3 separate regions of the Homo sapiens genome follow, and regions 1 and 3 are each linked to region 2. The links are chromatin contacts, found by Hi-C or POLR2A ChIA-PET in ENCODE. All regions are on one chromosome and are shown on one strand. Each heading gives the region's core, a stretch centred on a gene start or an enhancer-like site at or near the end of the contact. The rest is flanking DNA. Distances are from core to core; before and after follow the strand shown. Region 1 holds the start of EIF3A (eukaryotic translation initiation factor 3 subunit A). Region 2 overlaps GRK5 (G protein-coupled receptor kinase 5). Region 3 overlaps GRK5 (G protein-coupled receptor kinase 5).

What was found. A loop is a pair of places that touch in the nucleus more often than their neighbours do. ChIA-PET counts read pairs that join two places held with the same protein, here RNA polymerase II (POLR2A). Pooled maps may share reads with other maps.
Region 1: a map of CD14-positive monocyte shows a loop between it and region 2 (5-fold over the local background). The contact joins the promoter of EIF3A here to the enhancer-like site in region 2. A Hi-C loop is called at or near these places in 1 of 168 maps with a recorded cell type or tissue (CD14-positive monocyte) and 7 of 50 pooled maps. POLR2A ChIA-PET finds 5 or more read pairs at or near these places in 2 of 52 experiments (GM10248 and activated T-cell).
Region 3: a map of PC-9 shows a loop between it and region 2 (13-fold over the local background). The contact joins two enhancer-like sites. A Hi-C loop is called at or near these places in 1 of 168 maps with a recorded cell type or tissue (PC-9) and 5 of 50 pooled maps. POLR2A ChIA-PET finds 5 or more read pairs at or near these places in 2 of 52 experiments (B cell and activated CD4-positive, alpha-beta T cell).

What each region holds. Positions count from the first base shown.
Region 1 is chr10:119,078,899-119,082,312 of GRCh38, reverse strand. EIF3A (eukaryotic translation initiation factor 3 subunit A) reads left to right here and starts at 1,496. Exons shown (of 22, transcript NM_003750.4): 1 at 1,496-1,685. The coding sequence starts at 1,637. RefSeq lists enhancers at 1,282-1,576, 1,004-1,766 and a silencer at 1,772-2,031.
Region 2 is chr10:119,267,421-119,271,156 of GRCh38, reverse strand. The region is part of intron 1 of GRK5 (G protein-coupled receptor kinase 5); the gene reads right to left. Among named protein-coding and RNA genes, the nearest start is that of GRK5-IT1, 61 kb to the right of the region's middle. RefSeq lists enhancers at 1,828-2,077, 2,208-2,437. Within about 2 kb of position 2,161, at least 12 of the 41 ENCODE cell types and tissues checked have a DNase peak (open chromatin) inside an H3K27ac peak, as active enhancers do.
Region 3 is chr10:119,459,653-119,462,960 of GRCh38, reverse strand. It overlaps GRK5 (G protein-coupled receptor kinase 5), which reads right to left. Exons shown (of 16, transcript NM_005308.3): 16 at 3,216-3,308. Among named protein-coding and RNA genes, the nearest start is that of RGS10, 81 kb to the left of the region's middle. RefSeq lists an enhancer at 500-749. Within about 2 kb of position 1,385, at least 2 of the 41 ENCODE cell types and tissues checked have a DNase peak (open chromatin) inside an H3K27ac peak, as active enhancers do.

The DNA of each region.
Region 1 (3,414 bases), core at 247-2,746, 190 kb after region 2:
TAACTTTAGTAGAGACGGGGGGGGGGGTTTCACCACTTTGGTCAGGCTGGTCTCGAACTCCTGACCTCGTGATCCGCCCGCCTCGGCCTCCCAAAGCGCCTGGATTACAGGCGTGAGCCACCACGCCAGGCCTAAGTTTTGTATTTTTAGTAGAGACGGGGTTTCGCCATGTTGGCCAAGCTGGTCTCGAACTCCTGACCTCAGGTGATCCACCCGCCCCAGCCACCCAAAGTGCTGGGATTACAGGCGCGACCCACCATGCCCGGCCGATTTCCTCATTCATTAATTCACATATCTCGTCTATTAAATGTGTAATACATTGACAATAATCTATTTCACTGCTGCCTTCTAAATTTTCCTTCTGGGCTGGGCGCGGTGGCTCACGCCTGTAATCCCAGCACTTTGGGAGGCCGAGGAGGGCGGATCACGAGGTCAGGAGATCGAGACCACGGCGAAACCCCGTCTCTACTAAAAATACAAAACATTAGCTGGGCGCAGTGGCGGGCGCCTGTAGTCCCAGCTACTCGGGAGGCTGAGGCAGGAGAATGGCGTGAATCCAGAAGGCGGAGCTTGCAGTGAGCCGAGATCGTGCCACTGCACTCCAGCCTGGGCGACAAAGCGAGACTCCGTTTCAAAAAAAAAAAAAATTTTTTTCCTTCTGAGCTCACCTTTATTTCGTACCAAGGGCTTGAGAATTAGATTCGGTTCAAATGGTTTTCAAATTCTAGGTAAAGTACTTCGTCTGCGAACATTAAAATTGTTAAGCAACAATAAAAGGGCCTCTCAGATTGATTTTTTTCACTAACACTAATTTTTCTTAATTTGTTTGTGACGTGCGCTGTATGTAAAAAGTGACGACACTCCTTTCCGTGTGTTTTCAAACACCAAGCAAGTCTGCTGTGCTCCAGGGCGTTTCGCCCTTTGCCAGGTCGCTGTCCCCATTCGCCCCCTCTGAGAGCCTCCATTTCTCAAGGCAATCCCTGTGACACAAACTTTTTACTTTACCAAGATATAAAAGAACCTTGCTTGTTTATTTTAGGCGTCACTCTTCCCCATGATTGTCTCTCACGGTTGAGCGGCGCTGACCTGATGACACCTGCTCACTGCGTTTTCGTTAAACTCAGCATTTTCACGTAGCCAAGACAGGCGATTCCCAGGCTGGATGGGACCTTACTGTAACTGCACGACTCCGCACAAGTCGCTTTGAAAACCAATCTGCAGACGTTTGCTTGTTCTCCAGACAGAAACTCTGACCCCACACTCACCCTTCCCACCCTAATTCTCGCTCGAAGATTGAAGAGCCTGTGAACTGTCTCCCTAACGCTATCCAGGACAGGCCCAAGACGGGAACTGGACCTTGCGCGCCTAGGACTCCGGCGCCGCCACGTCTGTCGGCGTGCGTGACGCCAGCGCGCTTGCGCGCACGGAGACCCGCCCCCTACATCCGGGGCCTGGGCGGCAGCAGGGCCGCCGCGGGGAGGTCACGTGGCTCCTTCCTTTCCGTCTCTGGCCGGCTGGGCGCGGGCGACTGCTGGCGAGGCGCGTGGGACCTTACGCTGGTTCCCCTTCGTCTCCTCTCCCGGCCCGGGCCACTAGAGAGTTCGCTGACGCCGGGTGAGCTGAGCCTGCCGCCAAGATGCCGGCCTATTTTCAGAGGCCGGAAAATGCCCTCAAACGCGCCAACGGTGAGTAGCTGATCGGGGCGCGCCGGGCTGGGGCGGCCCGAGGCCTCCGAGGTCGAGAGCGCGGGCCTGCTTCCCACTGCTCCGCCGCCCGGCCCGCGCGGGGAGAGGAGACCGATGCGGCCTGCCCGCCGCTGTCCCAGCCGGTGGTTGGGCATGGGTTTCCTTCTCACTCTATCGACTGGGGTCTGGGAGGCGCGTAGCCCGGAACCGTCGCCCCAGGGGCCTTTCCTTCCCCCTGCCGCCTCCGGGTGCGTCGCGGGGACCGCAGCCCGGGAGACAGCCCCTACCCGGACTGGAGCTCCCTCCTTGCTGCCTGCGTCCTCTGGCTCTCCAGGTCCCTGGGGCTTTGGTCTGCTTAGGGCCCGCGTCCCCGGCCGCCATCTGGGAGTGCCGGGGAGTAAGAAACATGGCTCCCTCCCGGGGACAATGCACGCGAGAGCCTCGGCTCCACCTCCTGCCCGGGCCGGGAGCCCTACGGACCCACCCCCGGCCTTCCCGCAGCCACCCCCGCTCTCCAAGCCGCGCTCAGTGCTTTGCTGGGTCGGCGTCCACTTACCCTTTACCCAGCTGCTTTATATCCACTTAGGGGCCTCTGACCCATTTAACCTGATTCCTGTTGTTTTGTTTTGTTTTTGTTTTTTCATTTTTCCTGGCATTGATTAGAAGCAGTCCTAAAGCCTGTTTCGAATCACTGGAAGTTGGAATAGAGTTAATGTAAAGGGACTTCAGGTCGCCTCTTAAAGATAACGAAACAGGCCTAGAGAGAGGTTTCCCCAAGGTCACTCCGGGAGTTGTTGAGCCAAGAGACTTAAAACCAACGTCTCTTGACATCCAGATCAGTCCTTTTTTCTCTTTTTTTCTGCCACAGTGCTGCTGTCTGCGATTTCTATTTCTATATGTGTACTTCAGCCATTGGCGCTTGAGGGAAAAACTTGTGTGCCCCGATCTCTCCAAGGCATTTATTACATTGGCGTTCTGGGGATGCACATGTTCTTGGCTAGGCTCTGGGCTTAAGAAACTTTGTGTAGGGTTTTTTTTTTCCCCTCTAACCGGACAATTTTTCTAATCGTTAGGGCATGGATAGCTCTTATTTTCATCCTTCCTTCACCGAAATAGAAGTTTCGGGTTTTACCCATGTTGTAGATGAATATACCTTGTGAGTTACAGTTTTATGTTTGGAGAGCTTATTTTGTTAGCTTCTTTGAAAATTCATCTTATGAAAATGGCAGTTTGAGTCAGCACATAAACTGATAATTTGGCAGAACCAGAGATATGTTGGTCATATACTTTTTAAAGTAAAAGTAACACTTTTTGTCGGGGAGGGAACTGGTCTGTGGAATAGGATAATTCCACATTGTGTGGAATGGAGTAATTGTTTTAAAAACCTATTGAAACTACAACATAGATGTGAGCACTAATTCATTCTAATGATAACCAGTGATCTAATGGTTAGAACAGACAAGCAGTTTTAGGATGTTTATTAATACATCGGAAAGAAGAGATTGAAATGGAACTTTGTCACTATAAACCAAACTGTAGCAAAGTTTATGACTTTTCGTCGTTTCGAAAGTTAGAATTTGTAGTATACAAAATGATTTGCATGAAATTACTACTCTGCATGGCTGTTGTCGATGTTTTACAGTCATTTGCATGCTTTGCCCAACAGGTATTTTTTTTTCCCCGTGCTAGTAGGCCAAAGCATTATAATGGCCTACATATTATATATTTG
Region 2 (3,736 bases), core at 912-3,411:
GGCGCCGGCGCCACCCCAGGTCCTGGTGCTATCTGACAGTGTGAGCTTACTTACGAAAGCCCGGTCTGCTATTCAGTCACTTCTAGGCGGGTCCTGTTATTATTATTAACAAAGATAAGATTACGACTAATAATAACACTCATGACATTTAAATGCATTTCATCCTATCGCTTCAGCCTTGCTCTCTGAGGTAGGGTAGAGTTCAAATTCCACATTTGTGTTCCGCCAGGGGCCCAGCATGCCAACTCACTCAAACACAGATGAAATTTCCAGAGCTTTCTTAAGAATGAAGTGAGTTTTTTTCCTTTGCACTAACGTGCCAAGCACACTGCAGTTTGAGCTGCTGGAAGGAAAATGCCTATTGTTACACCTACAAAACCCTACTTAACTCTCAGCTTCACACCTCTCAGGAGAAACTGCTGAAAATCTCCTAGAGACTGCCCCCCAGCTAATTTGTGCATTCCCCCAGCATTTGAGGGTCTTCTGCAGAGAGGGCTGTGGGCCGCATGACAGACCTGCACCTGCACAGAGCAGCTTATGGGCCTGTCATGGAGGTGAACAATTGTCCCCTGGTTTCTTAGGGGATTGGTTCTGGTGCCCCCCTCAGATGGCAAAGTCCATGGATGCTCAAGTCCCTGATATAAAATGGTGTAGTATTTGTATAAAGCCCATGCATATCCTCCTATACACTTTACATCATCTCTAGATTACTTCTAATACCTAATACAATGTAAGTGCTATGTGTATACAGTTGCTATAACGTATTGTTTAGGGAATAATGACAAGGAAAATGTTTGTACATGTTCAGTACAGACCCAAGCATCCTTTTATTTCTGAGTATTTTCAATCTGCGGTCAGTTGTATCCACAGATGTGAAAGTTGCAGATACAGAAGGCTGACTGGACATCAATGAAGGTACAATTACACATTTTGGTGACAAGTGGCAAAGAGATGAACAGAGGACTGTGATGAAGAATGGCAGGGCTGGCAGTGGGCTGCAAAGGAGCCCTGCTAGTTAGGATGCAAATAACAGGCCCCCAAGAAGGTAATATTTATGCCCAACCCTGAATGCCAATGAGCAGTGAAGGAATGTGGAGAGGAGAGCACGGGACTCTGGGCAGAGGGAACAGCAATAGGAAGGTACATTCAAGGTACTCCAAGGAGGCTGGAGGAGCAGACAAAGTGTGGGGGACTGGCACAAGGCCCCCTCCCTCCCAAAGGCCAACACCCCAGGCTTTGGAGCTGGCTGGCCCCCTCCAAGGTGGCTCTGAGAAAGAGGCTTGGAGAGCCAACTCAGCAACTTTTTTTTTTTTTTTTTTTTTTTAAGATGGAGTCTCACTCCATCTTGCAGGCTGGAGTGCAGTGGTGCGATCTCAGCTCACTGCAACCTCCGCCTTCTGGGTTCAAGCAATTCTCCTGCCTCAGCCTCCCAAGTAGCTGGGATTACAGGAGCACACCACCATGCCCGGCTAATTTTTTTGTATTTTTAGTAGAGACAGGGTTTTACCATGTTGGCCAGGCTGGTCTCAAACTCCTGACCTCAGGTGATCCACCCGCTTTGGCCTCCCAAAGTGCTAAGATTACAGGCGTGAACCACTGTGCCTGGCCATTATATCAGTCTTGACCCTAAACCTAACCCTGACTCCCCAGGATGAGAGCACGCAAAGCTCTCTGAACAGGGCCTACCCACGGAAGCCTCATAATGTGAGCCCATTACAGGGCTAACCACACGGGTGCTGCTACCCCAGGAACCCTCGGCTGCATGTTCAGGGACTATAGGACGTCCTCAGGAAACCCCTTCCATGGGTTTGGGGGCTCCCAACATCCACCTGTACCATTCTTGCTTCTCACGGGAAGTAGGCCACAACTATTGTCTATTGTTTGTTCTCCAGCAAGTCACCCTAACTGTCAGAGAAGAGGCTCGTGCTTCAACAAGCAGGGGGAACGCGTCAGGTCATCAAACTTCCTGTGAAAAGTCCCTCTTTGTTTAGAAAAGATGCTGGTTTGTTTCTATGTTTCTGTTAGAGAACAAACAGAAAGCTGCCTGGAAGAGTCTAGAATGAGGTAAGAGAGTTCCAGTCAGCCAGTGGCAGAGGCCCCCAAATCTACCCTGAGCAGAGAGCAGATGTCATCTGCCTGTGACAGGAAGCCCATGGGAAACAGATACCATCTCCCTCTGGGCCCCAAGGCCCATGGGGACTCCGCTGCAGGGTGAGGGCACCCCCTTTGTTATCTACTCACAAGTCACCCCAGAAGTGAGGACAGCTGGCTCCTGGGCCGTGGTGGATGATGGATGAATCCCACCTTGAGATCAAGGCCTGGAGACAGGGCCAGGGTAGCGTTTCTTAGGCACTAAAGAGGCAGCACCAGTCCAACCCTATTCATTACTAGCTCAGCCTTTCCTCAGTGTCCTGAGATGACGAGAATGATAGTGATGACATTGGGGACAGTGACGACAACTGCCATAACAACTACTGCAACAGCAAACACTTGGTCAGCATTTATCACCTGCCAAATCTCAACAACCCTATTATCGTACCCATTTTACAGATGAAAACACAGAGGCTCAGGGAAATTAAGCTGTCGGAGGTCACATCCTAATTGAATCTCAAAGGAGGTAAGGTTCAAATCCAGCCAGCCCAGCATTCTGGCATTTAACCACTAAATCACACCTCGTCTTGGGCAACAAAAGTAGCAAAAGGAAGGACTGGCGCAAACTGTGGCAGGTCCTCAGACATCAGGACCATCTGCTGAAACCAACGGGGCTGCCCAGGGGCAGAAGGAAGCTAAGCTGGGGCTTCTCCGGCAGTGAATTCTCTTTACACCGGAAAACACTGCATGCAAAAAAACAGAAAAACACTGCTTGGGCTTTGTTTTTAAAATAATCGAATTATGTGTACTCAATTTAACACAAAGCTTGTTCTAAAGTTGACTTTGTTCATTCCATTTTCCCATCTGCTGCTTTAGAAGTTGGTGATGGATAAACAACCAATACAGAAAATTTCTGCATCTAGGCGTGTGCATGGAGCTGTGGGTGAGGCCAGTGTCCACAACAGAGACAGTGAGTGCCAGCCGTCTCTACCTTGTTCCTTGCCATTTAGTGACACACCCTGCAAGTCCCAAACCCCAGTGGGCTCCAGAGAGGATGCTCACTGGGAATCAGCACAAACAAGGGAGACTCCGTCCTCCTCTTCCTCTTGTCCTCAGGAATTGTCTGCTTTTGTCCTTCTCCTCAGGGGACCCCATTTCCTATGAGGCAGCATGTAGGGTTTTGGACCTGGCTGGGCTGTGGGGGGTGGGGAGTGTGGAGGAGCTGGGGTGGAGAGGACCCATCTTCTGACATGGGAGCGCCTCCCTGTTCCATGTCATTGTTTGTGTGGCTGAGCCAGCATGAAACTCCCAACCAAAACCACAGCTTTGAAAACACGTGCAGAGGTCACCTAAGCTGCCTCCCGCCTTTCCTGGAGGACAGTTTGGGTCCACGAGCGGTGCTGGACCTCCTTGCTATAGAACCTAAGGCTGGTTCGGTGCTTTTATTGCCTATCTACCTGCCATGTCCTCAATCCCTAAAACAGGGCCCGTCCGCTGAGCCTCCAGCCCCTTGCCATCCTGTGGAGAGGGCTGCCCAACCCAGGGTGGGAATCCCTTGCCTGGCCACGGTGAGGAGTCTGCTGCCCAAGGCCCTGTTATGACCCCACAAGTATGACCCCAGCTCCCAGACGGGCAATCTGACAGC
Region 3 (3,308 bases), core at 136-2,635, 190 kb before region 2:
CCCTCCAGAGCAGAGGCTGCCTCAGGGTGACATTTTCTGATCTATTTATCTAATCACATCACCCTTTCATCCCACTTTCCACACCTGGCTCTTTCTAGCCTTGTTCTTTCTACAAAAGAGATCATCTTTTCGCCTAACCCTCAAGACCCTTGCAGATGGCATGGTCAAGCCTTCTGCGTTTTGCAGTGCTCTCCATCCCAGCCCCTGTTGCAGTAGCCCCTTTCCTCCCTTGCAAAAATCTTTCAAATAGTTCTCTCCCCACTGAGTCTGGATTTGTGTTTTATTTGACGTGTGCTTGCAAAGTCAAATCTACAAGACAAGGCACATTTCTGAGCAGACTGGCTTTTATATCTGTCTCTCACTCTCCTCCCCTGGTGGCTTCCCTCTCCCTGTAGGTAACTTTTTTCCTTTTTTTGGTTTATCTTTTCATTAAAAATATGACAGTAGGATTCTATGTCGTATCCTCTTTCCTTTTGTTTAAGAACAGTGGTAGCCAATTGTACCCACCTGCTTCCATTTGCAGGTAAGAGCCTCACTCTCTTCAGCCCTCTGTGACTCTGAAAAGCCATCGGCAGGAAGATCAGTGGCTGCTTTGCCCTAAGCGTCCTCAATGAGATGAAAGCGCTTTGTAAACCAGTGGGCCTCAAACTGGAGTGTGCACCCCAGTCACCTGGGGGTCCTGTTCATAGGTCCCACCCAGACTCCTAACTCAATAGGCTTGGCACGGGGAGCAGGAACCTGGATCTCTCAGAAGTTCACAGGGCTGCTGCTGCAGCCTGTAGTGGTGAGGGTGTCAGACTTTGAAAACTACTGGTATCAGTTCCCCTCAAGGGCAGGGCAAATGTTGGTGAGTATTAATAAAACTTCTGTACCATAGAATACAGGACCTGGTTTGACTATAGACCCAGCCTGCCATTCCGGTTTGGGGCTTTCTTTCTTTCTTTTTTTTTTTTTGGGACAGAGTCTCACTCTGTCACCCAGGCTGGAATGCAGTGGCACAATCTCAGCTCACTGCAATCTCCACCTCCAGGGTTCAAGGGATTCTCCTGCCTCAGCTTCCCAAGTAGCTGGGATTACAGGTGCATGTCACCACACCCAGCTAATTTTTATAGTTTTAGTAGAGTTGGGATTCCACTATGTTGGCCAGGCTTGTCCCAAACTCCTGACCTCAGGTGATCCACCCACCTAAGTCTCCCAAAGTGCTGGGATTAGGTGTGAGAAATGGTGCCCAGCCAGGTTTGGGGCTTTCTAAGGCCTCTCTGCTCAAAGTGTTGTCTGAGGACCAGTGGCTTCGCCCAGGAGCACTCAGAAGCACGGGCTGTGCCCTACCCCACACCCACTGAATCAGATTCTAGTTTATCAAGATTCCAAATGAGTCAGAACTCCTGAAGCATGAGAGGTGCTGACCCAAGCCTTCTGCGCCTTGTGGTTTACCTGCCAGTAGTTGATGCCCCTAGAGTGCAAACTCTAGATCTCACCCCATGGCCTGCTGAATGGGCTTTTCCTGCTCTCTCCCCCAAGATAGCCAAGCCAAGGCCCCATGACAACTGGCCCAGGCCTGGGCAATGTTTGGCTTGGCAAACTGCTGGGCAAAGTGGTACCAGGAGCCCTGCCATGCTGTGGCTCAAGGGTCTGTTCCCAGGGCCCCAGCTCTCCCTCCTCTTCACGGTCTCTGGATATGGCAGGTGGATCCTAACAGCTTTAAGGACTGCCTCCCACAGGGGTTGTGGCCTGGAGCTCTCTGGGGCCCAGGGATGCTGGCTTTGAGCCTTTCCTGAAAATGAGTTAGATGGAGGCTCTTTTGGTCCCCTCACCAAATCCACGGTTGTCTGGTGTGGACAGGACGGGCACAGGCCTGAAAGGTGTGGAGGAGGTAAGAGGTGGGTACTCCTCCTGCCCAGCCCAGCCCATCTGCCTGGGAAGGGGCCAAAGCTGCTGGGCAGGGCAGTGTAAATGGTGAGGGGGGCCGGAGCTGTGGGGCTGGAGTTTCTCCCACTGATACCCTACCTGTCCCAGGAGAGACGGCAGCTTCTGTCTGCCTGGAGGCTGGCTCGGACAGTGGAGTTTCTGGAGTGGTGAAAGCCCCAGAGACAGAGCTGGGCCCTGCGGGGAGGTCCTCCCCATCCCTGTTCTGAGATCAGAGCATTTCCTGCCCCACCCCTGCATCTTCTGCCCTTGAGGGCTACCCGCCTGGTCGGCAAATCCTCGGCCATGAGTACCCCCATTCTTCCATCCTGGGAGAGCCCCTTCCTCATCCCACCCTCATTGCCAGCCGGCCCCTCTTTCTCTCTGTCCAATTCCACAGGGTCCCCCAGTAAGCAGATTCTTCCCCAGGCTCCAGGCCTGGCTGGAGTGTGGCTCCAGGCAGGGCTGGGTGTGAATGGGTGTGAGGTCAAGGCCAGGCCCCTGCTCAAAGCCAAGGCCTCTGTGCTGGGTGGCCCATGAGTTCCCACTGAATCCTCCAGCAGCCACATCACTGAGGTGTGATCTCATTTACAGATGAAGACACCGAGGCTCAGAGTGGCCTGTTTAAGGTCATATATCATCAATAGGGTGTTGGCTGAGTCCCAGCCCTGCTCATTCTATTTATTTATTTATTTTTAAAATTTATTTTTACCTTTATTTTTAAAACAAACATCTCAGAGTAAGCCCTGCTCATTCTAACAGCTAAGGCAAGCAGGTCGAGGGAGACAGAAGAGGTCTTGGGTCCCAGATCGGGAATCCCAGTTCTGAGGTGCAAGGGCCGCTGTGCCTCACTGGCTACCCCACGTTCCAGCATGTGCCTGGCATGGCGAAGCCTGGACAGCCAGAAAGGCTCCCTCTGCAGAGCCCGCCTCTTCTGTATAAGACCGGGCAGGTGGGACCTGCAAATGCGCCGTTTGGTGTCATGGTGCTGGCACTGGCTCGAGCCCTTGTCACCCAGCTCCTCCTTGGTGCCAAGTGGCCAGAGCACTTCTAGAACCATCTGCTGGGTTTGAGATCAGAAGCCGGCGGCCTGGTAAGAATTCAGGTTTTCTTGGGCCCCGCCCACTGGAGCTGGGCCATCTGTGGGCAGTTCAGGGGGTGGTCAGTGTGGGGGCCGGGTTTGGGTGGGTTCCACTGTCAACCTTAGGAAAGGGTTAGCCCAAAGGCCACAGGCATCTTGGGGACAGCTGTCGTATGCAGAAGAAACAGAACAAGAGCTCAGCAGCAGGAGAGAGATGCCGATGCCATGCTACTTCCATTAAGGAATTTATTTCTCTTTTAAAAACAACAACAGTGGCTCCATCTAGATCCAGCGGCACTGTGACGCGATAGACGGAACACAC